Linked DNA regions of Mus musculus: all the other regions are linked to region 2. Evidence: chromatin loops called from intact Hi-C (ENCODE). Cell type or tissue: heart. All regions are shown on one strand. Links, peaks and the distances in the headings refer to the core of each region. The heading gives the core; the rest is flanking DNA. Region 1 overlaps Fbxo34 (F-box protein 34). Region 2 holds the start of Dlgap5 (DLG associated protein 5). Region 3 holds the start of Fbxo34 (F-box protein 34).

Region 1 (10,624 bases), core at 2,625-10,624, 110 kb before region 2:
AGTAGTTCTCCTGTAAGAACTTCTCTATACAAGCCTGGTCTCCTGGGGTCTGCTATGTCCAGAGGCAAAGTGCTCTTCAGGTTTCTCATCCTTCATAGACAATTAGGGAATGAGCCAGAACTGTCCAAACCTGCCAACAGTCAACATGTTGAATTGATACTAGCAAGCCAGGTCTAGTGGTACATGCTTGTAATCCCAGCTACTCAGAAGGCTGAGGCAGGAGGGTCATAAATGTAAAGATGACCTTAGGCTACTTGAGACAACTTTTTAAAACAAAGTGAAAAGGGTTGGGGATTTGGCTTAACTATAGAGGGATTGCTGATTAAACATGGGATGTAATCATGTCATGGAGTGTATACTGTGAGGCACTGAAGGTAAGTGCTCAAACTAGCTACCCCGGGAGTCCAGGGAACCCCACACACAGATACAAAGGGGCACGTGGAGGAGCCTGGCCAACACAGCAGAGGGGTGGGACTGGTTCCCAGTGGATGTTGCAGTGGGGCCATCAGTGCATAGGGTGAGCAGACACATCGGCAAGCACGTTACATTTAGGGGTTTTGTTAAGAGGCTTTCACTATATGCCTCAAAGAGGCGACCCTGCTGGAATTACAAGTCATATACAATGCACATGCCCTTGGTTCCTTTCCAAGCTGGTAGCAAGAGTCCAACCATCATCTCAGGAATGGGATGGGGACCCAGTTCCCAGTTTCTATGAAGGATGGAGTTGCAATGAGTGGTGGGGTAAACACTGAGGTGGAGCAGCGCCTCCTGTGAGAGCAGAGTGGGTGTTTTCTTTGGCTGGGGTGGGGTTTGAACCTTTGGCAATGCAGGACGGGAACACCGTGGCATGACATGAGAGTGGGCCGGTCGCCTGGGGGCTTCTGGCATGGTTAGTGGTTAGCACTGGCTGCTCCTCCAGGGCTGGGGTTCAGTTTCCAGCACCTACAGGACAGCTAAGAACTGCCTGTAACTCTGACTTTAGGGGACATACTGCCCCTTTGGCCTCCACAGAACTGCATGCATGTGGTATACAGACATCCACACACACAAGCTCTTAAAACCAAAAACCAAAGGGTGGATTATTTCTACATCCAACACTAGGGGGCCACAGAGTCTCAAAAGCAGCATTACATTCTGGTAGTCTGAGTTCAGCGTGGGGGTGGGGTGGGGCGGGGTTGGGGGTGGGGGCTGGTGTCAAGCCTCTGTTGAGCACTGGGAAGCTTGTCCTGCCACAGTTAATGCAGGCCGTCTGTTTCTGAGGTAAGGCCAAGTGCACTGGGGGCATCCTATGCCCTGTTGTCAGCCCAGCTTCTCACACAGCTGCAGAGCACGTGATAACCAGGTCAGCAATGCTGACTCATGAAAACCCAGAGTTGTTTGTCTTGTGTACCCACGTGGGAGAGCCACAGGCAGCAAAGGTTGAACACACAGTGCATGAGGAACGTCACACCCTTGGTTGTCCTGTGTGTTATCGCCTTATCCCAGTTATGAGTCACAACAAACTTAGAGGACATTCAGATTGCCAGCTTGGCACAAGCCAACAGCAGATGTGTTGAAGATGAGCTGTTCTCAGCCTCTTGCGTTGTGTCAGACCAAGTTTGCGTCTCCAGGCTAGCATAGCATGGTCCACTTGTCAGGGTGGCCTCGCTGGCATGGGGTCACTGCAGTCTCAGCCTGCTCTCAGCCGTTACTGTGAAGGATAAAAGAAAAACCCAAACCAGAGATATGGCTCAGCAGTTAAGAGCCACAGACCCAAGTTTGGCATTCAACACTCATAACTGCTTGTAATTCCAGAAGTAGGGAATCTGACACCTTCTTCTGGCTTACAAGGACAAATGCACGCACTAGTATACAGACACACAATCTTAAAAATTCAAACTAGATTCCAGTTCGGAAGCCACTGGCCTCATGACCCTCTGCTTAACATAGGCCAAGCTGGCTCTACCTAAATACCATCCTCCACTCTGCTCCCTGCCGGTCCTGGCCAAATGTGTACCCTCCTCCAAGGCAACCACTGCCCTTCCCCATCAGTCGTCCACATTTGTCGTCCATCCTCCCTGCCAGCAACTTAGGCCGATAACAGGGTTTTTTTCTGTGTTTTTGGATTTTGTTTTCAAAGCTCCAGCTTTCTGTCTTCAAGCCTGAAGACTCCCAGTGGCTTCTAAGTGACTGGTGGACAGCTGTGGGAACTCTTTAATAGTACTTTATAGGGAATACAGCAGGCACTGCACAAAACTCAAAATGTTAAAAGCCGATAAGATTTTAAACTTACATTTAAGGAAAGATGATTTTGTAATATAAAAAGTTAACCTCCCTTCTTCTAAACCCTGTTTTGGGGTGCATTTGACATGTCTCCTCTTGTAGCCCAGGCATGCCTCAAACTCAGCAATTCTTTTGCCTTGTCCTCAGAGCTCTGGGATCACAGACATGAGTCACCACAAATGGCTTGAACACAAACAAGACTTTAACAGAAGGGCCCTAAGAAGGGAGCTGGAGAGGTGACTGCAGTTAAGAGCACTGCTGTTCTTCAGAGGACTCGGGCTTAATTCCCAGCAACCACATGAGGACTTACAAACCTGCTCAGACTCCCAGGGGAGCTGATGCCCTCTTCTGGCCTCTGTTGGTGCAGGTAACCATGTGATGCAGACATAAATGCAGGCAAAATACCCACACACATCAAAGGTTTGTTTTTGTTTGGTTTTTTGTTGTTGTTTTTCGAGACAGGGTTTCTCTGTGTAGCCCTGGCTGTCCTGGAACTCACTCTGTAGACCAGGCTGGCCTCGAACTCAGAAATCCGCCTGCCTCTGCCTCCCCAGTGCTGGGATTAAAGGCGTGCGCCACCACGCCCGCTCAAGTTGTTGTTTTTAATTACAACTTAATGCATAAGAACTTAATGCATAAGGATCTGGACCAGATGACGTAGGCAGGAATCTGGTCCAGTTCATAGCACGGCTCACAACTGCCTGCCACTTGACCACCACAGTGGTGGCTCTGCCACCTTAGTGTGCGCACACTCAAGAGCAAGCACACGCACGTGCACGAAATCCATCTTTGGGCTGTAATGGCTCAGCAGTAGAGAACTTGTTGCTCTGCACAACACACAGATCACTTCCCAGCACAGCTTCAGGGGGTCCAACACCCTTGGCTGGTCTCCTCCAACACTGCCTGAATTTACATGAACATTCATAAAGTTAGTAAAATCTTATTTTAAGACCAGACCTCATTTAAAACGTTTATTTTTTTATTGAAGTTTTTTTAAAAAATTTTTAACCAGACAAAAGGATGCACAACATTTTAATCTATTATATGATATTGTCTTATTCTGTGGTGATTATGTTTAGTCAGCTGTTCATAATATACAATACTGAATTTTAATCACGTTATTTACAGAGGGGCCAAAGCACTCATCTACAGGTAAAGGCGCTCGGGTTTAATGTGCACGTTCACAGCCCTGTGCAAGCACAACCATTATACACACTGTAAACAGCACAGGGCATGTCGGTCTGCAGTCACCACTCTCACGGGAACGAGCATACAGGCCTAGGGTAAGGTGCCTGGTTTTCTTTCTGAGGCATAATTCTCAACCGTGTGCTTCCCTCCTCACTCACTCCAAGTGCAGAGCCAGTGTTGGACCACCTCAGGATCCCCTTGTGGAGACTGCCTGGTGACCTCTGAATGTCCTTGATGGAGGAAAACAGGCAAGAGTTCTTCACAGCTGGATAGGTTTAATGTGAGGCACCACCATACAAAACCATGGAACTAAATTCTTGTACAGCTGAGAAACAGTTTAAAATGCCTGAGCAATGGCAGTCAGAGCTGAGCAGAGATCAGGAAGGGCCGGGGGAGCTCGCAGCCCTGGAGGTTGGCCCAAGTGTTTCACGGTCCTCTTGCCTCCCTGTCCCATGGACTTCAGTACTCCTCTTCCGTCTCACTCCCTCTCGTCTTCTTATGGATTGCCCGGTTAAAGCTATGGCAGGCAGGTAACCAGTGATTGTCATGAAGGCCTAACTTACAGCCAGGAAAGCCCTTCTGAGACTGGTGGCAGCACATCCAGTAGCCAGGCCCATATGGCAAAGCCTGGCAATAGGGTTTGGGGTGCCACCGGCACAGGGACACATCCCCTTTCACATACTTTTTCTTGCACTGCTTGCAAGGGTCTTCCCTATAGCGTGGGTCTCGAACCCACCGAGAATCTGCTGGCCTGATGTTGTAGTATTCAATGATGGACTTGAAGTAGCGACAGGTACATTTAAGAATGGCTAAACTCAGGGTAGGGAGTAACCTGAAGATTTTCACTATGATGTGGTGGGGCAGGCATGCCATGTACTGCTGAGGCTCCAGAAGCTGCTGGATCTTAAACCTGGTCTCCAGAAAGTCCTGTGACACCTGCTTCTTGCACGTGGCTGCCTCAAGCACCTGCGAGGTGCTCCCTCCCGGAGAGGCTGCTGGGAGGAGCGGCTCCACAGAGGCATCTTTCTCCTCACCTGCACTGCTGCCCTCAGCAGCATCTTGAGGCTGACTGGCCTCTGAGGCCTCTGGTGCTGGGTGTTCCCTCAGCTGGGGGTGCGCTTGCTGGTCCTGTCCAGATGACAGAAAGAAGAGCATCCCGGGAAGAGGCTCCTCAAGGGAGTCTAAAGCCGCCGGCCGGTCTTTCTCTACCGTGCACACAGTGATGCTGATGCACAGCGGGTCCTGCCTCTGCTCAGGACTGTGCTTTGTGACTGTTACAAGCTCTCTTCTTATGCGACGGACAGCATCTGTAGGCAATTCATCAAATTCCTCCACCATTTCTACGTCATCCCGGCTGCAGCTCTTCATAGCTGTTTGCTGACCCGGCTCTAGATCTGTGCTGTCCATGTGGAAGCTCACAGTGGCTGGCAATGAGGGACAGCTTTGAGAAGTGCCATCCCAGGCCTGCTCCCCTACAGAATGATGCTCAGTTACGGAGGGTTCTTCACCCACAGATACCGGCTGCAAGGGATTCTCCTGAGGGTCGGCTGTGTCTGCAGAGCCCTCTTCACTTTTGTCGCTGGCCTGAGAACCATTAGTGAGCAACACCCTGCCTACATTTCGACGGAAACTGTTATTGCGTGACAAGCTCCCGGGTTCCCGCTGGCCCTGGTGCTTCAGGCACTCAGACTCCAACCTGGCTACCATGTCAAGGACACGGACTGGCTCACCCTGGGATCTGCCAGTCTCGGGATTTTCTTGTTCCTTGGGTTCTTCACAAGTTTCCGGAGCAGAGAAGGGCTCAGGTGCAGGCGGTATACCTCGGGACTGGCCAGAAATCTTCACAATGGCAGGCGAATTTGTGCAGTTTTTTGTGCAGCTAGCTAGCAGAGCAGTGGCCTTCTGCTCAAGGAAGGCAACCATCTGTATCACCGACAGAGGCCTCGCAGCACAGACACCGTCCCCGCTGTCACTCATGTAGTGCACAGAACAGTGCTCCACGCCACACACAAACGGCTCAGACTGGTAGCACTGGCTGTTGATCTCTCTCATCATTTCTAGCTGTAACTTGGCTTTCTTAAGATCTCCTGATTTTTTCCTTCTTTTAGTGGCTCTCCCATCGATATCCCAGGAACTTTTAATTTTCATAGAGCCTATCCTATTGCTATACTGGTGGGCTGCAAAGAATGCAATTTTCTCCTTCGTGTTCCCAGGTTTGACAATAGCCCAGGTCCCAGGCAGCCCCTCCTCACTCTGGTGCACGGCTGCAGACAGCACGTTCTTTTTGGCTTTAACATTCAAGCTGTTCTCCACAGGGCTCTTCCCACTCATACTGCACAGAACATTTGGAGAAAGGATCCCAAAAGGTTTTCTAGACGATGCTTTGACAAGGGAGGCTGAAGGAAGGACGGTGGGTTTCATGTAGCTGGCTCTGGCCTTCACATCACCGTTGGCCTTTCCGTGGCTCATAGGCGTTCTCAGGGTGTCCCTGCTGACCTCAAGAGGGCGCTCTTTCTTCTGGAGTTTCCAGTACAGCTTAAGGTGCATAACAGATGCCCTGGAACAGGAGAGAAGAGAGCTGACTTAGGTATCCTACTGTTTCTAGCAAGAGAAGTCTATTTTCTCAACTTCTAACATCTCTACCAAAAGTCGCATTCTGGCTCATTTCTAATACACAAATCACGGAGAACAGAAGCAAACTAAGCACTTTCTGTGGAACTAACAGCCACAAAATCAGCTGATTTTGAATGATACATTATAGAAAGGGCTATTAATGTAAATTAATCCTTTAAAGTTCGTTTTCCTGACACTGCTTTTTCTAAAATCACACCTTGGCACAGAAGCAGGAAATATTAACTCCTCTATATTGCCTAGGCTGTTCATTCTGTCTGGTTTTTAGGAGATAGGGTTTCATGTAGGCGAGGCTGGCCTTGACTCTCTGCTCCTTCTACCTCCACAGTCCTGAGATTACAGGCGGCGCTGGGAGTTGAACCCAGGACTCTCTAGATGCTAAGCAAGTGCTCTACCAGCTCTAGCAGCAGCATCCTCTCCTGCATAACTAGTTCTGACTACCTAACCCATGCTAGTTTTACATTTGTGACCCTCCTGCCTCAGCTTTCCTCAGTGCATACCATGCCTGGCCCTAGTAGACTGTTTTGTTTCGTGGGTTTAAGTATGTCTGTCTCAGTATGGAATCCTGACTGGCCTGAAACTCACGCCAGACCTGCTGCCTCCCTACTGTTGAGATTGACGGTACAGCAGTGACTCAGGCCTTACTAGATTTTTTATCTTTATCTTCCAGTTCCTCACAGCTAGCACTTTATTGGTTGCATATAAAAATAACTATTATTTCCTCAACCATTCCCATAGTGTTGGCTGTTTTGCTGTTTATAACTTGTCTGTCATGTGTTTTAATTTCTAAACAACCCATTCATCTGAACTATATACGTCCTTACTGACTTTTTGGCTAGGACCAAGCATCAAATCTTGACTACCAAACCTTCTATAGCATCTTAAAGAAAACACAGAGGCCCATATGCCTTATTCTTAAAAAGTCTGAACTAATTCAGACAAACAAAACAACAAAACCCTGGTGCCTTTTTTCCTTCTTTCCTGGTGGGGTGAGGAAGGGAGGCATTTCAGCGTGAGGTGACAGACAGAGGATTACTTGCCTTGGCCTGGCCTGGCCTCTGCTCTCACTGATTAGATTAGCTAGAGAGGGTGGATACAACCTGGGCAAGGCACCTCTACTCCATCTGAGTGGAAATGTTAACGGAAGGGTTGACACCCTAGATATAGTCCAGGGATCCATACCCTTGCTAAAAAGCACCCTAGGACTGAAGAGTGTGTTTTCCAGGGATGGTCACTCTCCTGTAAAGTAATCCTACCAATGCAATAAAGATCTGCAGTCACACATTTGTGGGAGTGAGGCCACCATATTTTCAGAGCTATGCATGGAGAGATCCACTCTAGCTGAGATTATTGTGCAAGACATGCATCCTATGGGGCAACTACGTATAATCCTTCCCGCGGGCTCACAGCCTTTACCTGCCTTCAGGCATCAGTGCTGACTGGGGAGAGCCCATGTACTGTACCTTCCATCTTAACTCTAGGGTTCTCTAGCCCAGGCTCAGCTGTTTTCTAACTCTGCAAATGGAAGCTCTGCATTTACGGTACGTAAAGTGCCTTTTAGAGATTTGTGTATACATTTATTTTTATATAAGCACGGGTCCAAGCTGTGCAGCTCCTACGGAGAAGTCAGAGAACTCGTGCAGGAACCGGCTCTCCCCTTCCCATGTCAAGTCCAGGGGTCAGCTCAGGCCCCAGGCATGACACTGGCAGGCCCCACCTCTCCCTCCTGGAGTAGATCTTAAGATCATTGTGATTGGTCCCTGAAACCTCAGAACCTAAGGGTGGTAGAGAGCGGCCCCTTTTCTGCACCATAACAGTTTAATAGCTTTCTACCATTTTTGATAATTTAGTCTTCCTCAAAAACAAGATGCTACATAAAGAAGAGTTATACTGAGTGCTGTCGCTCTGAGCCAACTCTGTGCTGGGTTTTCATGGGGAAATGTAAGTGAAATGAAAGCAATGGAAGTGGGGGACATAATAAACTATCACAGAATGCTCTCCTTGCAGAGTGAGTGCCTGTGAGTGAATGTACAGCTGCTATGCATTGCACAATGTTTTCTTTGCCTCTGCACCCCCACAGTATTTTAGGTGCTGTGTGTTATGCTGGCTAGGCTTATGTCAGCTTGACACAAACTATAGTCATCTGAGAGGAGGGAATCTCACCTGAGAAAATGCCTCCATAAGATCAGGCTTGTGTGCACGCAAGCCTGTGGGGCATTTTCATTGTTATCAGTGGGGGAGGCCACAAACCACTGTGGGTGGGGCCATCCCTGGGTGGTGGTCCTGGGTTCTATAAGTCTTCCCAAAAGAACTACCCAGAATTCCTCAAAAACAAGATGCTACATAAAGAAGAGTTATACTGAGTGCTGTCGCTCTGAGCCAACTCTGTGCTGGGTTTTCATGGGAAATGTAAGTGAAATGAAAGCAGGCCACAGGAGCAAGCCAGTAAGTGGTTCCCTTCCATGGCCTCTGCATCAGCCCCTGCCTCCATGTTCCTGTCCTGCCTTCCTTTGATGATGGAAGTCAGGACATGCATTTGGTTACAGGGTTTCATCCCAGTAATAGTAACCATAACTAGAACAGGTCTGTTAAAAACAAACATTAATAATAATTAATTCAAATTAAAGAAATATTTGAGAACAAATTAGTATAATCAGGGAAGGTTTTTGTTTGCACATAATCTGTAAAACCTGCTCCACTGACAGTAACTGAATGAGCAGCTTTAGCGAGATACACTAGAGCTATCCCACTGGAGGGAAAGAGGAGTGAAGGTGTCCAGGACCCACCTGACTGCTGGGGAGGGAGGCCTAGGAAGCCTGTGTTTGTGTTGCTGCTGACTCAAGACTGGGAGGAGTGGTGGCAATTTCCCCCTTCCCTTGGTGGGCACTCAGCAGTTCTGAAACAAAAAATAGGTCTGGTAAGACTTAAGACTACAAAAATCTTAGTTTGGGTTTAGCTCCGTGGTTAATTAAGGATATAATGTAGGATACCAGTGCATCTGTTACCAAAAAAAAAAAAAAAACACAAAAACAGATGGCAGCATTTTGCCTACCCCATCCCACGCTAGGAACAAGCACAGTAGAAAGTCCCATCCAGGTTTCTGTGGCTGCCATCTTTCATCGAGTTATCTGAATCTTGCAAGCACTCCATCACTGAGCTACATTCCCAGTCCTCAAAATCCTATTATGAAAGGCCGCTGTAATTAGGCAGTCATGATGGCACATGCCTGCCGTAATCCCAGCACCTTATGTAGACACTGAGGCAGGGGGACGAGGACTGAGAGGCTGTGAGGACAGTGTCAGAGGCGGACACCCTCCCTCAGCTATAGTGATTTTGAGACCAGCTTGGGCTACATGACCCTGCTTTTAACAAAGTCTGAGTATAACAATACTCGAGCCCTCCTCCTCCGTTTATGTAAGTATGTATGTACTTACATACATAAGTATGTAGGTACTTACATAAAACGTAAACCTATACAGCACCTACATATCAGCTTCTCGGGCTCTCAGAAAAGTCCTTAGACATTAAGCTGTCTGGAATGATTCAGCAGTTTTCCCGGGATCAGGCCCAGATTCTGTTTTAAACCTTATTTATTCTAAGGGTAGCAGGAGCTTTGGGAACCGTGTGTCTGTTGCATCCAGCAAAGGGAACGGGGGGGGGGGGGGGCTTTGGCTTTAGGCTGGGGAGGTCATCGGGAGTGAGGCAGAACTTTGTAACAGGAAGACAAGGAAACAGTCTGTGCTGAAGCACCTAGCCTAACCTGGTTAAAACAAAACAAGAGACGTATCTCCTCGTCTTTCTCCTTGAAGCTTTTTATTGCCCAAGATCCAACCTTGGCTGCTCAGACTCTTTCTTTCCTGGCTCTCAGACAGTAGAGGCCGTCAAGAATCATTCTCTTTACAGACCATGATTCCTTTCAGGTGATGTCTACATGACTATTCCTGGCTCTGATTAGCTCGCACACATGGTGACTCTCCATCCTGCCATTCCTGTGGTACTCTCTTACCTTCAGAGCCTACTGTGTGGTAGACCAGCTCACCTGGATGTGTCAGTAAGAGCCTCAAAACCCAACACTACCAGTTGATGACAACCTCAGGTACCCACACTAACAAACTAGAAATGAAGTCACTTAGATAACTCCTCCCTGTCCCTGTAGTCACTAAACTATGCCCTTCTCTGCATCGCTGGCACAGCTGCTAGGTGAGCAACCGCCTCATCTCAGTTGCACTGGACGGCCACAGGAAGGGCAGAGTCAGTCTGTCGGCTGGAAATCCTGCTTTGTCCCGCTTCTCACTTTAGAAGCTTGTTCATGGAACTGTCAGGAGGGGACCAGAGAGATGGAAGCTAATCACATCGTAAATTAAGCAACGAGGTCCATAAAACTGAACAGCTTCAGAATCGGTCATATACCCTACAACTGACTGTTTCCTTCTAACTACTTAGTATTACTAATCTGTCAGGACTGGAAACTTACACAACTGTAAGACACAGTGACTGCTACAAAGCAGCAGAAAACGAAACAATCACTACAGACCATGACAGG
Region 2 (10,680 bases), core at 796-8,795:
GATTTTTGGCTTCTGTAGCTCTGTTTCTGACTAACTGTTCGTGGCAACTGAAGGAAGTCAACCTAGGATCTGTGTTTTGTCCTTAAAAACTCAACCTGAGAAAGGGTCGGTGCTACACTGGGATTAAAGACTTTTTATTGGCTTAAACCATGTCTGAATAGTCTTCTATGGTGGATACCCGACAACACATTTTTAAGAATTTCCCATCTGTGTATGTGTGTGTGTGCCTATGTGGTGTGGAAATATGGGTGTGTGCATGCCGTGGTATACACATGGAAGTCAGAACACTGTAAGGGGCATGGGGGTGTCTGTGCTCACAGACATGCACTAACCTGGAATGTTAGGCACGCTTGGCTGTTCTGTCTTCTTTCTGCCCAGAAGGCTGGAGTGGGTGTACTTTCTAGCCTGCTGACTGTTGGGCAGTGTGTGTGGCTGAAGACTTCTTGGATGGGACCCTCCTCCGGACCCATTGTCATAAACTTGTTTCTCAGTCAATCTGTCTGTACGGAAGGTGTCACATACACTTATAAAGCACTTGGATGCAGCCACGTCTGATCTGTATTCAGCTTGTTTTCTTTCTCAGAGAGATTAGGTGTGCTTTGCTGTGCACATGGGACTGAGCTGACTTCCTAAGAAGTTTTACCAGACTGTGCTGCGTTTAAAGACGCCCTGAAATAAACAACTCTTGAAGTTTAACCAACACCGGCTACCGAGTGGTTTTGACTTGAATGTCATTTTTGCCTCCTGAAGCTTCACCTACTTCTCTTCTGCCCAGGCCAGGCTGTAGGCATCTTTATTAACCAATCAGGGATAGCTTGGGGGTGGGGGCAAGGTTTACACAACAAAAGCTGGCGTAGGTAGGTGGGAATTAGCTCATCTTGGGGTAATCAGACCTTGGGATACAGTACACAGCAGCACCAGACCAACCCCAACAACGTCTGCCTGGCTGGTTCAACTTAGCTGTTCTGGCTCAAACTCCTCTCCAAGCTGACTGATTCAAACTGGCTTCTCTCTTGGCCTCTGACAGTGCCAAGCCTCAGCTGTTCTCCATGACCCCCTTCATGCCTTTAAAATCAATCTCCTTGGGTGACTTACACACTACCAAGTCTGCCGCCATTGCCATGGCTACCTCTAGAACACAGGTTCTCTGTGCTCTCAGAAAACACTTCCCAGACGTCACCTCAGTGATGCTGGCCTCCTCTTAATCACCGCTAATTTCTTAGCTCCAGCTCACCAGCATCAATTGTCCCAGTAACCCCTTCTATTCTTGACTCTAGAGCCAGAGGTGATGTGTTTATAAAAAGATGAAAAGGGGGTGGGGGGGGTGTTCAAGGGAGGTGTGATGAGGTATGGGGGAAGGGGATGTCTCAGCAGGTCCATGCCAAGGCATCCCTTCCCCCTGAGGGACCAGCCACACGATGGTATAGTATAGAATAGAGTTTATTCAGGGCATGGGGAGGGGAGTCAAGAGGGTAATAGAGGCAGAGAAAGGGGAGGGAGGGAGGGAGGGAGGGAGGGAGGGAGGGAGGGAGGGAGAGAGAGAGAGAGAGAGAGAGAGAGAGAGAGAGAGAGAGAGAGAGAAGAGGCCAGCCATGAGCACGTGGAGAGAGGGGGGGAAGGGAAGTAAGGGAAGAGCAAGAGAGAAACAAGACACCAAGAGAGCAAAGAGGGGGCAGGCAGCCCCTTTTATAGTGAGTCAGACATACCTGGCTGTTGCCAGGTAACTGTGGGGCGGGGCTTAGACAGACTGCTAACAAGAGCCACATGGCCAAAGCTGCCAAGTTCTGCTAGCTGGGGCTATAAAATTGCCCCCTTGTTCTATTACATTTTTCTCAAAGATTGAATGCCTCTCTCCTCTCCTGGGATAAAAAGTGTGTCTGTATTCCAATTGGATCACACAGATCTACAAGATCTTTGGATATAATTCTTTGCCAGAGCAGCCATTTTGCTGGACTAAAGTTCCTCTATACAAATATGCTCATTTAGTCATGCAAACATCCCTATGATTCCATGCTAATACAGAGGCTAAGCAGACATCTCATCAAGCTGAGAACTTGGGCAGGACATGCTGCAGGCTCCCACTGGGGAATCTGCTCTGGGAAGGATGCTCTGGGAGCTTTGCTGGCTCTGCCGTGTCAGCCATGAAGTCTTTCCAGGCTGGGAGGAAGGCACTAATGGCGGACCAGAAGGTCAATGAGAGCATAGGCCAGCGGCAAGCATTTGCAGGAGAGCAACCAGGGACTGTATCAGGAGTGGAAGTCTGGAGGTCGCCAAAACCCAAGCCACACATGAGCCAATCTCAAGTCCTCTCGCCCATGGGTATCAATGTAGATGCTGGAAAAGCCACAAGATCCTAGAGACCATTTCTTTTTTTCTTTTTTCTTTTTAAAAGATTTATTTATTATCTGTAAGTACACTGTAGCTGTCTTCAGACACACCAGAAGAGGGCATCCGATCACATTGCAGATGGTTGTGAGCCACCTTGTGGTTGCTGGGATTTGAACTCAGGACCTGGTGGTTTACTAATGTATCAATGCCATCTTGGGGTTGGATCATTACATATTGAGGTCTGCCTTGGGCTTGGCTCCTACCTGACCTGCCATGTGGCTGGTGATAAATTATTTCTCTGACAGTGAAGTGAGCAGATTCACACCAGATTAGGTTATATTAAATGCAGGTTTATTGGTAAGCTGCTCTCAGACGAGTTCACTGGCCTCAAGGACCAGGGAAATCACTCTGAGGAGAGAGAAGGAAGTAGGGGGTGAGAAAGGGTGTGCACAGGCAGAGAGAGGAGAAGAAGAGAGGGAAGGGAGAGGGAGACACAATCTCTGGATTATATAGGGAGGAGCCTCTGGGGGAAAGGCAGCCCAGCCTCTGGGCTGGAATGGTCAGGGTGGGGGGCAGGGTATGCCAGGTAGGGAACTGAGGGATGCTGGGGGAACCCGGAGGCCAGGTCCACCTGACAAGTAAAATATGCACCTCAGCCCCTTGTCCTGGGGTCTGAAACCACACCTCTGGGTCTACTGACACATGGAGCTTGGTCCTGAGGAGGAGCTCAGATCAGAGCTTCCTCTGCCAAGTTCCTATCTTACAGGTATTATATTCCAAGTCACACAGATGGATTTTAAGTTACACAAAATGTTTCCACTTGCGTTCCTAACAGTTTTGTTTTGATTGAGATAGGATCTCACTGTCCCGAACTCTCTGTCTAGCAGGCTGGCGTAGACCACAAACTCCAGACTGATGGGATTAAATTCATATACAGTATAGTCTCCGCATTTTCCTTTTTTTAAGCTTACTTATTGAATGTTTTAAGGTTTATTTTGGTTTTTCGGAGTAACTGCCGAGATGGCCGAAGTGGAGCAGCAGAAGAAGTGGACCTTCTGCAAGTTCACCTACGGTGGCGGTGGCGTGGACCTCGATATGACCTATGAGCAGCTGATGCAGTTGTACAGCACCCGCCAGAGGCGGCGCCTGAACCTTGGCCTGCGGCGGAAGCAGAACTAACTGCTCAAGCCCTTGAGAAAGGCCAAGAAGGAGGCGCCACCTATGGAGAAGCCCGAGGTGGTGAAGACAAACCTGAGGGGACATGATCATCCTGCCCAAAATGGTGGGCAGCATGGTGGGCGTGTACAATGGCAAGACCTTCAACTAGGTGGAGCTCAAACCAGAGATGATAGGCCACTACCTGGGCGAGTTCTCCATCACCTACAAACCTGTGAAGCACGGCCGCCGCCCGGGATCGGTGCCACCCACTCCTCCCGATTCACTCCCCTCAAGTAGCCGAGGCCAATAGAGACTCAGTTTTGGGTCCCTGGGTGGTGGTGGTGGGTTAAGATTTATTTTGTTTTCTGCCTATGAGTGTTTTGCCCACAGAGGTCAGAATGTGATGGATCTTTTAGAACTGGAGTTACAGAGAGTTGTGAGCCACCACGTGGGTGCCTGGGTTTTCTGCCAGGGCAAGAAAGTGCTCTCAACTGCCAAGCAACTCTCCAGCCCCCAGTCTCAGCTATTTTAAAACAACAGTGAAACCCAAACAGGAACCACATTGTCACACACTGTTACTACGTCTTAAGGTGTCTTTTAACACCTTACAAGAACAGGTTTGTTTCCTGCAAACCATGTTTTTCAACCTATGCTGAACTTGTGACCCCATGATGTACGCCCACCCCTTTGCCTTGTTAAGTTCCTGAACACCTGTGATGACTCCCCTTCCACATGCTGTGTTCTTGCATTTATCTACCCCATAGGTAGCCTTGAACCCCGAGTGGCTCACTCTCCCGCTGGCCCAGATGCTAAAGGCACTAAGAGTCAGTTATCTCCAACGGCTCTTTTTTTTTTTTTTTTTTTTTTTTTTTTAGCAACCCTGACCCATTCCCATAAAAAGAACCTCAAAAGCCAGTGAGGGGCTGCTCTCTGAAATCTCCACTTTGGGAGACCGCAGCTGGCTGGCCAGTTTGCTTTAATCAGATATAGCTTGCTTTAATCAGCCACTCGCGAAATTGGTGTTTCTTTCCCCCATCAGATCTAACATAACCATGAATATTATGTCAGTTACCTATCTTCATCTTTCTCTTTGTATGTCCCAGAGGTCTCAGTGCTGCTATAGAGCTGCAGGCAGCTGGTCCTCTTTCCCAAGATGTTGGCAGGGAAAAAGCAAAAGCCAAACTTACAAACTCTTTCCTAATTTATCTTCCCGGTGTCTACTGGATACCGATCAGTCTACAAACACATGGTCAGCACAGCTGTCCTGGCCCAGGCGTTTTTGTTTTCTTGATATCTCATGGGATGTGTGCCTTCGTTTATGTGTCTGTTAGAAATCTCAGTTGATTTCTAAGGCAGACGTTAATTTTGCCTTAGAAAAGAAGGAGAAATGGAATAAATGATCTCGTTTAACTTAAAACCTTTGCCTTTTTTTAGCGTGGATGCTCAGCCCGTAATCCCAGCAGCACTCAGTGACAGGCAGGAGCATCTCGGTGAGTTCGAGGCCAGCCTTGTCTACATAGTGAGTTCCCAGACATAGTGAGACCTTGTCTTAAAAACCAAAACAAACAAACAAACAAACAAACACGTTTAAAAGGAAAGAAGAAAACCGGCCTGAAGAGCCAACAAGTGCGGCCCGCCCCACTGAGTTTATAGTGTGTCGCTGCCACGCCTAGCGGGTTTACCGCCTCCCTCCTCCCCCTCGCCCTCCCGCTCCCAACCCTTTGCCTTCCAAACAATTTAAATGTCGCACAGAACCAACCTATCGCAAGCCTCGTTCGAGGGGAAGGGGCGGGAGCTTCCGGAAGTGTTGGCAAAAGTCCCTCCAATCAGCGGCTGGCAGCGGGAAATTTCAGTTCCGTGAAGGGTCGGTCCGGGAGTTCCTTCTGCGGATCGGTGGAGTTTTCTGTGTTGCGACATTGTTGTGGATCCAGAAACTGCTTCAGGTAAGTGGGATCAAGAGTTCAAGGTCCTCCGTGGCTGCATACCAGCTCGAGAATGGCCTGGGACGAGACTGTCCCGAAAAAATTTAAAAATGGCCTAGGTGAGATGGCTCAACAGTTAGGAAGGAGCACTTGTTTGCAGAGTTAGCTTCCCAGCATCCCACGTAGGGCAGGTCACAAACTCCTTGTAGCTCCAGCGTCAAGAGGTCCGACACCCTCTACTGGACACCAGTATGCATCCACCCCAACACAGAAATAGACATACACATAAACAACAAGAAAAAAAACCTTTGGAAAAAATTGGCATGAAAAATGTAGATTATCCTAAAGCATTGACAGCGTATTAGAGATGAGACTCTACCCGACCTGTATGCTAGTAACCTCCCAAAATAGCCCACAAGTGTCAGTGGATTCTGCTTTTCCTGAAGACGCTGTCATTTCTCTCTAACCTGCTGTAAGTATTAGACGGAGAATCTTAAGATGAGTGCACAGGCAGGGGAGCTGACCTGAGAGGTCCACTTGACCATCACCATGACACAAGCCATTAGAGAAGAAGGACCTCAGTTGAGGAAATGACGACATGAGGTCCAGCTGTAAGGCATTTTCTCAGTTAATGATTAATGGGGAAGGGCCCAGCATCTTGTGGGTGGCAGCCATCCCTGGGCTGCAATCCTTGGTTCTGTAAGAAAGTGAAGCAAGCCAGTAAGAAGGGTCACTCTGTGGCCTCAGCACCAGCTCCTGCCTCCAGGTTCCAGCCTTGCTTGAGTTCCAGTCCTGACTTCCTTTGATGATGAATAGCAAAGTGGAAGTGTGAGCTGAATAAGCCCTTTCCTCCCCAACTTGCTTTTAGGTCATGGTGTTTTGTTGCAGCAATTGACACCCTGTCTAAGACAACCGTGTTAACAAGTTTTGCTTAAACTCTTTCTCTAGTAGTTGTGTTTGACACTTTCTCTCTTTTCCTTTTTTTCTTTTGGTGGGGAGAGGATTAAAACAAGGTTTCACATAGCTCCCACCAGCCTCCTTTGGAGCTGAGACCGACTGACCATGAGCAGGCCCTCTTGTTTTGGTTTTCCGACTGTGGTTGCACAGTATTTATCAGGCCAGCTTTAGCCAGGTGTTAAAGTCACAGGAGTGTGTTCATCACAGTAGGGTGATGCTGCGATGAAGGGTCTAGGTGGGTTTCAGACCTTACTTACTTCCTACTCATAACCCCCAAATAGGCCGTGGTATCTCATCTGTGATGACTTTTCTACTTTCATATCTACTCATATTTTTTCCATTGTGAGTTTTAATATTTTCATTTCAAGGAAGTGCAGAGTGGTGTAGGAGATAGATTGAAGTCTTGATCATTTTTATTAGTTTACTAATTTATCTCTTTGAGAGAATGTTTTACTCTTTAGCCCAGGCTATGCAAAGCTCACATGATTTGCTCGCTTGAGCCTTCTGCCTGCCACAGCCTGACCTGAGATTTTATTTTACTTTTTTTAAATAATAAAATGAAAATCCATTTATGTTGGTGTCTGTTTCTCCTCTTTGGCAGGATGCTGGTGTCACGTTTTGCCAGTCGGTTTCGGAAAGACTCGAGCACTGAGATGGTTAGAACCAACTTGGCTCATAGAAAGTCTCTGTCTCAGAAGGAGAACAGACACAGGGTGTATGAGCGAAACAGACACTTCGGTTTGAAGGACGTCAACATTCCACTGGAAGGGCGAGAGCTTGGTAATATACACGAGACATCGCAAGACCTCTCTCCAGAGAAGGCCAGCTCCAAAACAAGTAAGGAAGGGTCTTTTGTAACTGTAAGTACTTTTGAGACGCAAGGGGTCTGGAGAGATGGCTCAGCAGTTGAGAGTGTTCACTGTTCTTGCAGAGGACCTGGGGTCAGTTCCTAGCATGGTGGTTCGTCTGTAACTCAGGTTTCTGAGGATCCGACTTTGCCGGCTCCTGCATGGGTAAGGTGTGCATACATCCCCTTGGCACACCACATGCAGATAAATAGGAAAAGAGAAACCTGGGAGGGAATTTAAAGGGCTGAACTGATTAAAGGAAATTGTTCTAAATAACTCGCTGAGAACCTTTGAAATACAAAGATTTCACCAGTCGCCGAGAGAAAAGAGATCATTCTTAAACTTTGCCCGAAGTGGTTTGGGGCCACAAGGAAAGAAAGAACTGAGTAAACAGAATAGAATAGTCTCAGGAAAAGATCACAACCGTGAGAATAGTGTCTAGCTGGCCCAAGGAGTTAGAGGGTGGAGCTGAGGAGCGGCTTCCCTCTAACCGGGAGCCTGGGTTGGTTCTCTTTAGTTAGCAAGTATTAGAACTGAATGGCAGTAATACAGGATGACTGTGTTCTTAGGATTTTTTTTTCTTTTTACACTCATTGGAGGGGATGGTGCATGGGAGCACAGGTTCCCCGGTGAGCGTGTGGAGGTCTGGGGACAATTGGAGTGTCGCTCCCTCCACCATTATGTTGGCTCCAGCGATCAAACTCTTGTTGTTAAGATTGCTTAGGGAGCACACTAATCACTGCGCTCTCTTCCTGGCCCTAGATATTTTGTTTTATATTTCTTTTTAGAATCCATGTGGCATGCACACCCAGTGCATTGAACCTGCTTTTGTAACAGGTGGTATCGGGCCGAAAGATTGTAGTCTGTACCACCAAGGCCAGCTTTCTTCCAGATTTATCATTCTAGTGACTATGAAGAAGCGTGAGGGACAAGAACTGGACAGAACAGCTGCAGGGTTTTGTGTCTCCTGACCTGACGTGAATAGTGTGCTAGTCTGTTTGGAGAGGGGAAACCACAGCCTGTCTAGGGAGTTGGCAGGAAAAGGGTCAGGAATCAAAGAGTTCTGAAAGAACGACTGTTTTTTGCTCTGAGCACAGCTAAAATATACAGTCAATATTGTAGAAGACAACAGTAGCTTTAGGGAAGGGATTTTTAAAAATTAAGAGTTCAATTTTGGACGTGTTAAAATTTTACATTTTTTTAATACATTTTCAACCCCCCCTCTCAAATTAGTAAGTCTGCCCCCTTTTTTTTTATCATGTACATATGCATGTATGTATTTGTACGGACAAATATATAAATACAGCCTGCTGCTGGACACATTGAAGTTATGATGCCTATTAGGCGTGTAAGGAGAGATGATAAAGTAATTGAGGGCCAGACATGGTGGCTGATGCCTTTAATTCCAGTCCTCTGGAGGCAGAAGCAAGTTAAAGCCAGTCAGGGCTAGCTAGTAAGATGTTGGCTCAAAAAGGGAGGCATGTGGAGGAATGAATGGGTTCAGAAGAGAGGAAATATCGTCCAGGACATAGTCTTACTTCAGAGGTTGAGCTTGAGTCTAATGAAACCCTGAGATGTGAGTTCTACCCAATAAAAAAACATGGAGGTTAGGAATAAGTGAAAAACTTGAACTAAGTAAAAAACAAGATCCCATTGAGGCCTAAGAACCAAACTAATGCAAGAGCCAATCACAGAAAAGCTTATAAGATGTATGTTGGAGGTGAGGGATTCCCTTCAGAAAGAGAATGAAGTCTGAAGAAAGGCCCAGGGTCTAATGTCTCTTAGTCCAAAGGTCCAAAAGCTTGTGAGGGTCTAAGTCCCAGCTCTGTTTCCAAGAGATACATTTGGGCCCCAGAGGTAAAGCTATGGGGTTGCTCAGATCCTTGCAGCCCCAGTAAGGAAGGCTGTCATGTTGGGCTTTGTGTGTGAGTGACATCGTCCCCAAGAATGGCTTTGTTACTGTTTTATATGCAGGGTGTTAGGGATTGGACTCAGGACCTCACTCATGCCAGGCAACTCAGCAAGCGCCTGACCATTGAACTGTACTCCCAACTCTCAAAAGAACCTTCTGGACTTGGCGATCAGGTCTCAATAGATAGCTCTGTCTGGCCTGGCGTTGCTAATACCAGGTTGGCCAAGAAAACCTGGATTCCTCCTGCTTCAGCCTCTCGAGTGATGGATGGTAGCTATATCTCAAGACACAGAGTTTTTCAAGCTTGTTGCATACAGGAAAAGGCAAACCCGACGACCCTTCGTAAAGTTCTTTGATTTAGCCTAAAGTAACCAATATATCAATATTTCTTAAAAAAATTGAGCGGATGAAGTCATGCATAATATAATTTCAGCATGACTAGAACTCAAAATCACTGTATTAGAGAGCATTTATTAGCAGGTGAGGTTAGACATAGTGTGCCGTTAGAAAGTTGATGTGCTATTTTGTCTGAAATGTTTGATGAGCTGTTGTTTGACACCTTCCTCCCCTTAGGGTCAGTAAAAATGGTCCTGAGTGACCAACGGAAGCAGCTCCTCCAGAAGTACAAGGAAGAAAAACAACTTCAAAAACTGAAAGAACAGCGAGAGAAAGCCAAACGTGGAGTGTTCAAAGTGGGTCTCTATAGACCCGCTGCGCCTGGCTTTCTTGTCACAGACCAGAGGGGTGCGAAAGCTGAGCCAGAAAAGGTCCGTTTATGATTTTAACTTGAAATAGACAAACAATTCTTTTAACTCTGGAACTAAAAAAAAAAAATCGATATTTAACTTATCAGCATACCATAGATTTTTAAGGATTGTACTGGCTAGTTTTGTGTCAACTTGACACAGCTGGAGTTATCACAGAGAAAGGAGCTTCAGGTGAGGAAATGCCTCCATGAGATCCAGCTGTGGGGCATTTTCTCAATTTATGATTAAGCGGGGAAAGGCCCGTTTGTGGGTGGTACCATCCCTGGGCTGGTAGTCTTGGGTTCTATAAGAAAGCAAGCTGAGCAAGCCAATAAAGAACATCCCTCCATGGCCTCTGCATCAGCTCCTGCTTCCTGACCTGCTTGAGTTCCAGTCCTGACTTCCTTTGGTGATGAACAGCAATATGGAAGTGTAAGCTGAATAAACCCTTTCCTTCCCAACTTGCTTCTTGGTTATGATGTTTGTGCAGGAATAGAAACCCTGACTAAGGCAAGGATAAAATTTAAATTTTAAACTGAGACATGGAATAAATTTTGCCAGTATGTTTTATGTTTGTTTGTTTGTTTGTTTGTTTGTTTAATTGACCTTCTTTTGGCTGTTTAAAGGCTTTTCCACATACTGGACGGATTACAAGATCAAAGACCAAAGAATATATGGAGCAGACTAAGGTATCATTGTGTATAGATAATTGCTACTGAAGGAGGCATTGTACTTTTCCCCCCTCAAAGTGTATAATTCCATTTAAAGCCTGAGACCAGGTGCAAGCATAGTGATGTATTTATCGGACT
Region 3 (10,217 bases), core at 1-8,000, 53 kb before region 2:
GTAGATGAGATACCCTAGAAAATGAAAGCTCGTGGGGTACAAACAGAAACATGTCTTCTCACAGATTACAACTCAGAAGCCCTCAGAGGGTCAGAAACACAGTCTGGATCTGGGACAGGGAGAGCCGCCAGCAAAGGTGAGAAGCCAGAGACAGGCAAGAAACACAGGGAAGGGAAGAAATGAAGTCAGCCAAACCTGTGACGACGGACAGGACAAGATTTCCCCAAGAGTCTGCTTTTCATGTGACTCTCTCCTCCAATCGGGTCATGACGGGAGGCTGGAGAGATGGTTCCGGGGCTCAAACCACTGGCTGCTCTTCAGTTCTCAGCGCCCACATGGCAGCTCACAATCATCTCTGTAACCAGTTCTAGGGTTTCCAACATTCTATTCCAACCTCAGCAGCCACCACACATGGCACATACATGGCCATACATGGTACACATGCACACAACAGGAAAAACTGGAAAACTAAATAAGTTTTTAAAATTCTCATTAAATTCTGGTCCTAACATCCTTTCTATTAATACCTTATGGCATAACTTCCAGTCTTTTTAAAGCCAAATCCTTTATCTGATGACTAGAGTAAACAAGCTTTTTGAGGCTGGGAAACTATAATCAATACACTAGCAGAGAGGGCCCACTCTTCATAGACAGCTCCTTATCTATTCACACCTGGTCTTCCCAGGGTCCTGCAAAAATACCTTCACCCCTTTCTCGCAACAGCCCCACAGCTCTTAACCAACTGCAGCAACAACTCAAAAATCTAAAGTGCAGACTTTCATCTCAATGGGTATGAATGAGAATCAAAGGTGAGCTTCACCAGGAAGCAAACTGCCATCTCAACCTCAGCCTGTGAAACCAAACAGCTCAAGTGCTTCCAAAGCACACTGGTGAGTCAGGCCCAAGTCCCGGGGGAGTAGGACACGCACTGACAAATAAGCCGCTCCTTAGAACTGTCACCTAGCACAGAATCTCCCACACGCATGTTAAACCTTACAGTTCCCCAGTCTCTCTGACTTCAGAGTCTGCTTTCCAGACAAACTATGCTGCACTGCGGACTGGGCTCCTACAGAACCAAGCAGTAGCCACTCCCGTGGCTTTTCTGGACACAGGCCACGCTACAAATCTCTTCAACCTGGACTTGTTAGCCAAAGGCTCTACAGGTCTTAGAGGTAAGCCCCATCCCTAAAACTCTCCATCATGGCCCACTTCTTGGGGACGGGGTGGGGCCTGTTTGGACTCCAAAGCTCTCCAGAGCAACATACTTTGAAATATAGGTGAATACTGAATGTCTTCACAGACTGTGCTAGTGTTCGTGGTTTTGCTCTCTCCTCCTCCTCCACCCCCCCCACACACCGAGTCTCTCTGAAGGAGACTGAGCCACACAGATCTAGACAAAGTTTAAGATCTCTAGAGAGGTGGCCACTGTGACTTAGATCACACCTGGGTTACTTAGACACTAGAATGTGAGGACCTTCAGAGCCTTTAAGTCATCCAGGTTCCTTGCCGGGCAGGGCAGCTGTAAAGCTCTGACGTGCCTTAGGGATTACTGTCCTGATGAACAGCACCTGGTACCACCGACCTACACTAATCTCCTGATCCAAAGTTCACCTGGCTGCTCCCGGCATGCGCTAGCCATCTCTCTTCTCATTGACAGCATGGCCAGCCTACTGTGTTCCACTCTTCCCCTCCATCCCTCTTAGTATGAAGTGTCCTATGTAACTGCTTCTGGGCCCTCGTGTCACTACGGGCAGTCAAGAGATGTGTGCTTGACCGCCAGTGCGCCAGTGCTTCTATGCAGGTCTACTATCTTTTCAAAGCCTGAGAAAAATCAACATTCACAAAATCACCTGCTAAAATTTATCATTTCACATTCGGAAGCACTACTGACAAAATGTAAGTCGCCTGACCCCAAAGGTAGTCCTCAGATGTGTTATATTACGTTACAGCCTAGTCTTGGGGTGGGGGTGGGCTGCAAAGCAGAGGCTTATTGCTGAGCTATAATCACAGAAAAAAACAAATGTCCCTGATAAAACGGGGGAGGGGGGGGCAAGAAACACCAGGATAAATTACATCATCGGGGGATTATTATTTAAGAAAAATGTTGGATTGATTCAAGCTCCCCTTCTTTGCAAGACAAAGTTCATTCAAGATCTGCTTGCCTTGGTCATTCGCTAACAAGCAGATCACTGGCAAAAAAAAAAAAAAAAAAGATAAAGCCAACTAAATTATCAGCCCTCCAGTTGGTTCAGCCCCCGCGCACCCTTTCCCAGCAACTGCTACATCAAACCATCAAACTGAGTTTAGCTTCCTGAAGGCACAGTGAACACCCTAATACCCCTTCCACGCCCAACCCCCAAGATCCCTCATATCTAAACCGAATGTCCTTAAACTGTACTACTACCGATGCTCTCCGAAATGAAGTTTAAGCACCTGACAATTATTACATCCAAACTGTACGAAGCCGAGATCCCAAGATTTTGGTTCAAATCTGCTAGGACCGAACTTCCTTTTTCTCCCCGCGGGTCCTCCCAGCCCTTCCGCGCGCCAAGGTCGCCACTCGGGGCCTGCAGTGACATCACGGTCTGTCTCGGTAGAGCCCTGACATCACCCGCACGCCGAGCCTCGGCACTGTGACCTCACCACCGCAGGCTCGCACGCCAGGGCCCCCCGGGGAGGGTGGAGGAGACGCGCCGCTCACCTGCACGGGGACACCCGGAGCCCCGCGCCCCGCACGCAGCCCACCCGCGGCGGCCTAGCTTGGGTCGCCGGACTCCGGGCCCAGGGAGCAGCCGGGCGCACGACCTCGGGGCCAGGCCGCGAGGACGGCTCTCTGGAGGACGCTGCGGCGGCGGCACCCCGAGCACGGCGAGCCGCGGTCCCCGCCCCCAACGTTCGGCCCTGCCGCGGGGAGCAGCGGGAGCCGCCACGGTGTCCACCTGCCCCGCGCCCCGCAGCCCCGCGCCCTCGCCCGGCCCACCTGTGCTTCTGCCGGGCCAGGGCCTGGCCCGGGGCTGCGGCAGCCCGATGCGGCGGCGGCAGGCCTGACTCGCTCCCCGACACTGAGGCGGACCAGGAGCTCAGCGCTGAGCGGCGGAGCCCAACGCTCGCCCCGAAACCCATTTGTTGGCTAAACCGGCGTGACATCACGCGCCGGCCCAATCGACGGTTGCCCGGGGGCGGGGCCGCAAAGCCTGCGTGCGCCAGCGCCCCCTGCGGGCGGCCGCGAGCGCTGTGGGGAGAGATGGGAGCTGCCAGGACAAGCGCCTACAAGCCTGGTGTGGCGGGAGATTGGGGAGTTTGAGTGTCACTGCACAACAAGGACCCTAACCCTAGAGCACAGTTAGAGTGACAAGTTCATTAACACTCCCAGGTGCTCCAGAAGCCTTAATACGTTTGACCCTGTTAGATATCCAACATGTCTGGGTTCTAATCTTGGTTCTACCACTAGCGTATGGTTCTATTTCAATTTTTATTTTTATTTATTTTATTTTATTTATTTATTTATTTATTTATTTATTTAGGAGACAGAGTTTCTCTGTATAGCCCTGGCTGTCCTGGAACTCACTTTGTAGACCAAGCTGGTCTCGAACTCAGAAATCCGCCTGCCTCTGCCTCCCGAGCGCTGGGATTAAAGGCGTGTGCCACCACACCCGGCTCATCTATTTCAAATTTTTAAAATGAGCTATTTAGCAAGCCCATGGCCCTGGGTTTGATCCTGATGTCCTACACACTGGGCATGTTGCTTCATATCTGTAATCCCAGAGTTTGGGAGGTGATGTCAGGTGCGCCACAGGTTCATGGTCACCCTCAATGGCAAAGCAAATTTGGGATCAGCGGGAGCAGGGCGCGGGTCCTCTCTGTTAAGAACACTGGCTGCTCTTCCAGGGGAATTCAATTCCCAGCACACCACAAGGTGGTTCGAAACTTGTCTGTAACTGCAGCCTCATGGAATCAGACGTCTTTTTCTGGCCTCCACAAACACTGCATGCACGGAGACAAAACACTATACACATAAAAAAAATTTTTACAAAAGAATATATTTTCCATAAAATTATGGCAGAAGTACCTACCAGAAAGTACATAAACTTTAAAGTTAAACTGCTAATCTACAAGAGCCTTGTAAACTTATCAGTGAAAGAAAAAAAAAAAAAAACAACAACAACAAGAAGACTCAGCACTTAAGAGCACTAGCTGCTCTTCTAAAGTACCCAGGTTCAATTCTCAGCACTCTCGTGGTGGCTCACAATTATCTGTTACTTCAGTCCCAGGGGATCCAAGACACACATCTGGTGCACACATGTGCAGGCAAAATAGCTATACACACAAAATTTTTTAAACAGCCTCACATCAGAAAATAAAAAACCTCTTGTGAAACGTGTGTGTGAAGTCTTAAAGAATCAAAATGTAGAAATAGGACCAGTGAGATGCTGCAGCAGATGAAGGTACTGACACTAAACCTGACACCCTGAGTTCAATCCCTACGACCCACCTGGTAGGATGAAAAGATGTCCTCTACATGTGGGCCGGAGTATGTGAATACCACCCATACAGACACACACACACACACACACACACACACCACACACACATACACATACACACACACACACAAATACACACACACATACACACATACATACACACACACACACACATACATACACACACACACACACACACACACACACATGCGTGGGCTGGAGTATGTGAAAAACCCTCCATACACACACACACACACAAATTTGCAATTTTAAAATATAAAACTAAGCCAAGCATGGTAGTACACATTTGTAATCCCTGAATTTGGAAGGCTGAGACAAGAGGTTGTGGCAGTTCAAAGCCACTCTGGGCTACTTAGCATGTACCGGGTTTCCTGGGCTGTATCCCTTTCTCATTTCCATGATCAAAATACTTAACAAAAGCATCTTAAGAAATTAAGGACTTATCTTGTAGCGCTGGAGAGATGGCTCAGTGGTTAAGAGCACTGGCTGCTCTCACAGAGGACCTGGGTTTGGTTCCCAGCACTCACATGACCTCTCACAACCTGCTGTAACTACAGCTTCAGGGGCTCTGACACCTTCTGGCCTCCAAAGGCACCAGGCAGATATGACGCACAGACATAGATGCAGGCAAAGCACTCATAAAATATAAAGTTAGTAAATGGAGATATTTTCATTAAGGGGGGGTATGTTGCTCACAATTTGAAGCAGAGAAGGCATGAACAGGCATGAACATGGCAGCTGGCATCCACAGCCAGGAAGCAGACAGGAAGGAGAGGTAGATGATGGTTCTCAGCACCTTTCTGACGGAGCCACCAACGTTTGGGATGAGCAGCACAATGCTTTGAATATACCTGTGTGTGTGTGTGTGTGTGTGTGTGTGTGTGTGTGTGTGTGTGTGCGTGTGTAGGCTCCAGGGATGGAACACTTAGGTCATAAGACTTCTGCAAGAGTTTTACCCACTTAGCCATCTCCCTAGATACAGTATCAAATTCTTAAAAGAAAAACAAAGCCCTGGCTTTTTAAACCACAGCACAGATACGGCACTAGAGCCCAGGGAACCAGAAAGAACTTTTGATAACACGCTACTGATGTGTAAGCCATTGTTGTCTCAGAACAACAGTGTCTGTGCTAGTCTTCAAAGTGCCAGTCCTTTAACACACGGAACTCCCAGAAGCAGCACAGAAAGGTGGGGCGGTGCTTGGGAACACCAATGGAGATGTTCAAGCGGAGGACTGCCATGAGTTCCAGGTCATTCTGAACTAGTCAGTGAAACCGGCTCCCAAAAACCACAAACCAAGTCAAGCAACTAGACTATATGTAAATGTAATATGTAAACATAAATGCAACAAATGTTGCATCTTAACAAACTGCAAGGCTAAGGCATGTGTGCCTGTGCTGGCATTCAGAAAACAAAGGCTCAATTGCCGCAAGTTCAAGGCCAGCCTGGGCTACAGAGCAAGACAGGTTTTAAGTGTGAATAGAGATAGTTCAACTTGGAAAAGGTTAAAAAAAAATGGCTTCATTGATTTCTGCTGTACACTTAAACTTGGCTAGGTAAGCAATTTTGTCCATTAATATATTTAAGGGCAGGGTCTCATTTACCCCTGGCTGGCCTTGAACTCACTAGGGGCTGAGCACAATGCCACATCTGTAACCACAGGACTCTAGGCTGACGCAAATGGATCTTGCATTCCAGGCCATTCTGAGCTGCAGTGAGAAACCTGTCTCAGCACACAGACAGGGAGATAGAGAAAGGGGATTGGTCATTGAAGGCCACAGTCTTAAAATAAAACCAAAAAAAGTATGAGAATGGCATGACTGAAGATCGCTGCTTAAGCCTAGGATTCTGGTTAAAAATCAAACACGAAGGAACAGAATTGGAAAGCGCTGTATCCTGTTATCAGGATCCACCCTAATGCAGATTTTGAGGATAGGAAAAGTCTCTGTTCTACTTCTTGCATGGAATTCTGTAGCTGAAGGAGGCATGGAGACACAGCTAAAGCCGCAAGTCAAGACCTCCCTAGCCATCCTACCAAGTCTCCTGAAAGTATGTTCTTTCATAAAACTATAGAGTTCACAACAGGAATTCCACTCATGATGTATCATTTCCTGTAGCTTGATGGGGAACTGAGTTTTACTCATATGTAACTAACCAAGTTCCGATGCTTAGGAACTACTTGGTAAGCAAAGGTTGAGGGGGGTGCTTTTAAAGTTTTTCTTCTGTAAGATTAACCATGAGATTGTACTAAGAAGTAGTTAGCCCCTGCAGTCACGAGAGGCAGGCATAGTTGAGAAATAGATGGAGAGATGAGAGACATCTTTTAGATCCCCAAAATCATCCTGAGACATCCTACATGACCTCAGCCAGTGAAGTCAGATGGGAGAATCTATGAAGACTTTGACCCTGAGGTCTGAAGTCGATCGAGTAGAAACCCAGAAGTGGGGACTTCTTACAGCAAAAGGCTCAGGAGTTGCACCCAGAAAACCAGGATAACAACACTGCCTCAAGAATTAGAAAAAAATTCATAAAAGGGGAATGCAACCTGGTGTATCCTGATGATTATTAGAAAACACAGGGCTGGTGAGATGGCTCAGTGGCTAAGAACACCCGACTGCTCTTCCAAAGGTCCGGAGTTCAAATCCCAGCAACCACATGGTGGCTCGCAACCATCTGTAACAAGATCTGACGCCCTCTTCTGGAGTATGTGAAGACAGCTACAGTGTACTTACATATAATTAATAAATAAATAAATCTTTTAAAAAAAAAGAAAACACAAAGAATTAAAGCTACCTTCATCCCAAGGACAAAAAAAAAATCAGGTTTAAGGTAGCAATTCATGTAAATAATTACCACCACCACCATTATCATCATCATCACTGTCATCACCACCATCATCAGCACCATCACCATCATCACCACCATCATCACTGTCATCACCACCATCATCACCACCATCACCACCATCATCACTGTCATCACCACCATCATCACCACCATCATCACCATTACCATCACAGTAATCATCATCACTGTCATCACCACCATCAACATCTCTACCACCATCACCATCACCACAGTCATCACCATCATCATCACCACCACCACCACCACCATCATCACCATCACCACATCATCACCATCTCCATTGGTGTTCCCAAGCTCTGTGCTTCTTCAGTCTGCTCTCAGAAGTGTGACCTATCCTTGCCAGACAAACCCCTCCAGTCTTAGCTAAAATGTCTCCCCTCAGAAAGCATCCCCTAACGCTCAATTCCAGCCATTCAGACTGGTCATTTCCTATATAATACACAGTCCCAGATCATAACAGGTGCCCAATACATAGTTGTTAAATTCATTAAACTATTCATACTTTTTTCTCATTAAGAATAGTTGACTCTGGGACATCAGTACTAATCCCCAACAGATGGCTGACAGAAGTCAGAAGAATCGAGAAGTCTTGGCCGTTAGACAGAAGACAGCCAGATTAAAGGCAGATCCTGAGTTACTGCAGAGACACAGGGATGGCAGGAACACCAGAATCTCCTAGAGCTGTTAGAGCATCCTAAAGTAAGGCTGTTGCTTTGATATGAGCTATACCACATTAAATGTCCTCCATCAACCGATCACAAACCCATGTGTTCTAGTCACCGAACAATTAGACAGACTAGCATTAGCTGGGAAACCCCAGGGAACTGATCGGTGCCAGCCTTTCTGGGCTCCAGGGACAGTGGATCTGCAACCACCAGTAAATAATGATTGACCTAAGCCAAGGACTCTCCTTCCACAGAAGACTGATTTCACTTCCAGAAGACATTGGACAATTTTTAGAGACGGAGACCTAGGGGGAGACACTGCAGCTATTCGACAAATGTTCCACATTCTGCATCACACAGCACAGTCCCTGTCACACACAGGGGAACCACCCAAAGTGCTAATAATCCCAAGCTTGAGAAACCCTGCTTTGAGCTGAACAGTGCTGGTCAAACGCCCTGTGAATGACTCCCTCCAGGGAGAGAGACTCAAATCACATCCATCAGTAAAGTCCAAAGAGAAGTTTGTGGACATTGTTGGACAGAGGGTTTGGTTTGGCCTTGTTCAGACAGATCTTGTAGTGTAGCCGGGGCTAGCCTGGTATTATTATATAGCCCAGTCTATCCACAAATTCCCAGCGATCCTTCTGGCTCAGTGTCCTAACAGGCACATAGCGCCGTGCTGAGGTGAAAGAACTTTTCTCACCTTAAAGAAGACTGATAAAGCGCACTGCACGATTTCCTGCTTGGGGAAAGAGGGAGAGGTAAGAAAGAGGGGGAGAGAGGGAAGAGGACGGGGTGGGGGTAGGACGTAAGACATAGACATAGATTCCAGCCCAGCTGTGAGATGCATGTCAGAGGTGGTGATGTCTAGAACAGTGCTTGTCAGGGATCCTGGGACCTCAGCATAGCTAGCAGAAGAAAGGTAACGAGGATGGCAAAGCAGAAAAATGGAGGTCACCTGCATCCTTCGTGGGACCCATGAAGCTCTAATTAACCAACCCTGAGACTTCTTGTCCAATGAGGTAACACATCGTAACACTAAGGGCTTTGTGGCTGAAACATCCTAATGTATACATTGTCTATTTTTATTTTGTTCAATCTGTTGAATAGGAAATAAGATATGGGGAGAAAGACTCTGACCTATTCTTTTGGGAACAAATTTGGTGGCTGCCTAAGAACAGAGTGATTTTTATTTTTGGTGCTCCCAGAACATTATTGAATTAATTATAACAGGGGCTAAGAAAAAAACAGTGCGGAGGAGAACGTTTTCTATTAATGTATAAGGCGGTGTTCTCTAAGTAAACCATCAGGAGCCAGTGTGCTATTTTGAAATCTTTAAAAAGATGATGGCATTCCCTAATGTTTGCAGCTTCACTGGAGGAGCCTTCCGCCTCAGTAGGAGCCCAGGCAGCCTGCCCTCACCCCTAAGTAAGTTCTTGCACACCTAATTAGCAGGCACCTGCCCCAGCAAGGAGAGGCTGTCTGGCTAAAATAACCTAGTTGTGTAGCTTGCTAATATAGTCCAGGGAATGGATTTTACTCAGAATCGAGTTCTTTGAAAAATGCCAGCAACTTCTGGTGCAGTTTCCGAGTTTGCTGACATTTTCTTAGCAGCCATAACGATGCTTTTAATGCCAAGTTTTGCTTGAAAACACTAACAACACTTTTCAAAAGGCTCATACTCTCACACACACTCACACACACACACATACATGCATACATACACACACACAGAGTAAATATGACAAAAATTAAGATGAATTTGTGACAGAGACCTATGCCAAAGGCAGTGCTCAGTGTAAAGAAGCCGTTCTCTCACCATGTTGAATACTGTAAGATGGGAAGCCAGCCTGAGTCAGCACAGCAGTCAATCTAGTCTGTTTTCTTTACTTACCTTGTTGTGGGGCGGGGGAGGGGGGCAGGACAGGAGAGGAGACATTGCCCTTGACCAGCTGACTGGGGAGCTCTAGGAGACACCCACGTCAGTGACTGAAAAACAAGCAAGAATTGCTCTCCAGGCGGCAGGGACCTGTGGTTAAAGAGGGTTTGGAGGTGGAGTCTGGGAGTTGCTGCAGCCAAGCTTCAGTTTGATTTACACAGCACTTACCTGTATCCTGGTGTGGATGTTCTCACCCTGGTCAGTTTCAAGCTCATATGTTGGAGTTGGGAAGGGATGTTCAG

The links. Peaks named below come from ENCODE experiments on the same cell type or tissue, not always from the same donor. Only the 100,000 strongest peaks of a DNase experiment are listed, where the experiment ranks them.
Region 1: it touches region 2 in a loop (2.8-fold over the local background); 5 of 42 quality-filtered maps call a loop at or near these places.
Region 3: a loop joins it to region 2, with 4 times the contacts of the local background. A loop is called at or near these places in 5 of 42 quality-filtered maps.

Annotation. Positions count from the first base shown.
Region 1 is chr14:47,524,558-47,535,181 of GRCm38, reverse strand. Fbxo34 (F-box protein 34) reads right to left here. Exons shown (of 3, transcript NM_001146086.1): 2 at 8,868-8,977; 3 at 3,220-6,007. The coding sequence starts at 5,997. The coding sequence ends at 3,910. Among named protein-coding and RNA genes, the nearest start is that of Gm35166, 22 kb to the right of the region's middle. In heart, for the core only: a CTCF peak has its summit at 5,951 (motif pointing right); a DNase peak (open chromatin) is centred at 5,951; H3K27ac peaks cover 798 bases.
Region 2 is chr14:47,412,858-47,423,537 of GRCm38, reverse strand. Dlgap5 (DLG associated protein 5) reads left to right here and starts at 5,131. Exons shown (of 19, transcript NM_144553.2): 1 at 5,131-5,429; 2 at 6,967-7,202; 3 at 9,699-9,892; 4 at 10,498-10,560. The coding sequence starts at 6,968. It also overlaps the pseudogene Gm8353. In heart, for the core only: a CTCF peak has its summit at 5,639 (motif pointing left); a DNase peak (open chromatin) is centred at 5,247; H3K4me3 peaks cover 1,874 bases; H3K27ac peaks cover 1,856 bases.
Region 3 is chr14:47,465,481-47,475,697 of GRCm38, reverse strand. It overlaps Fbxo34 (F-box protein 34), which reads right to left and starts at 3,137. Exons shown (of 3, transcript NM_001146086.1): 1 at 2,981-3,137. In heart, for the core only: no CTCF peak of the experiment used is centred there; DNase peaks (open chromatin) are centred at 2,647 and 3,147; H3K4me3 peaks cover 2,384 bases; H3K27ac peaks cover 1,491 bases.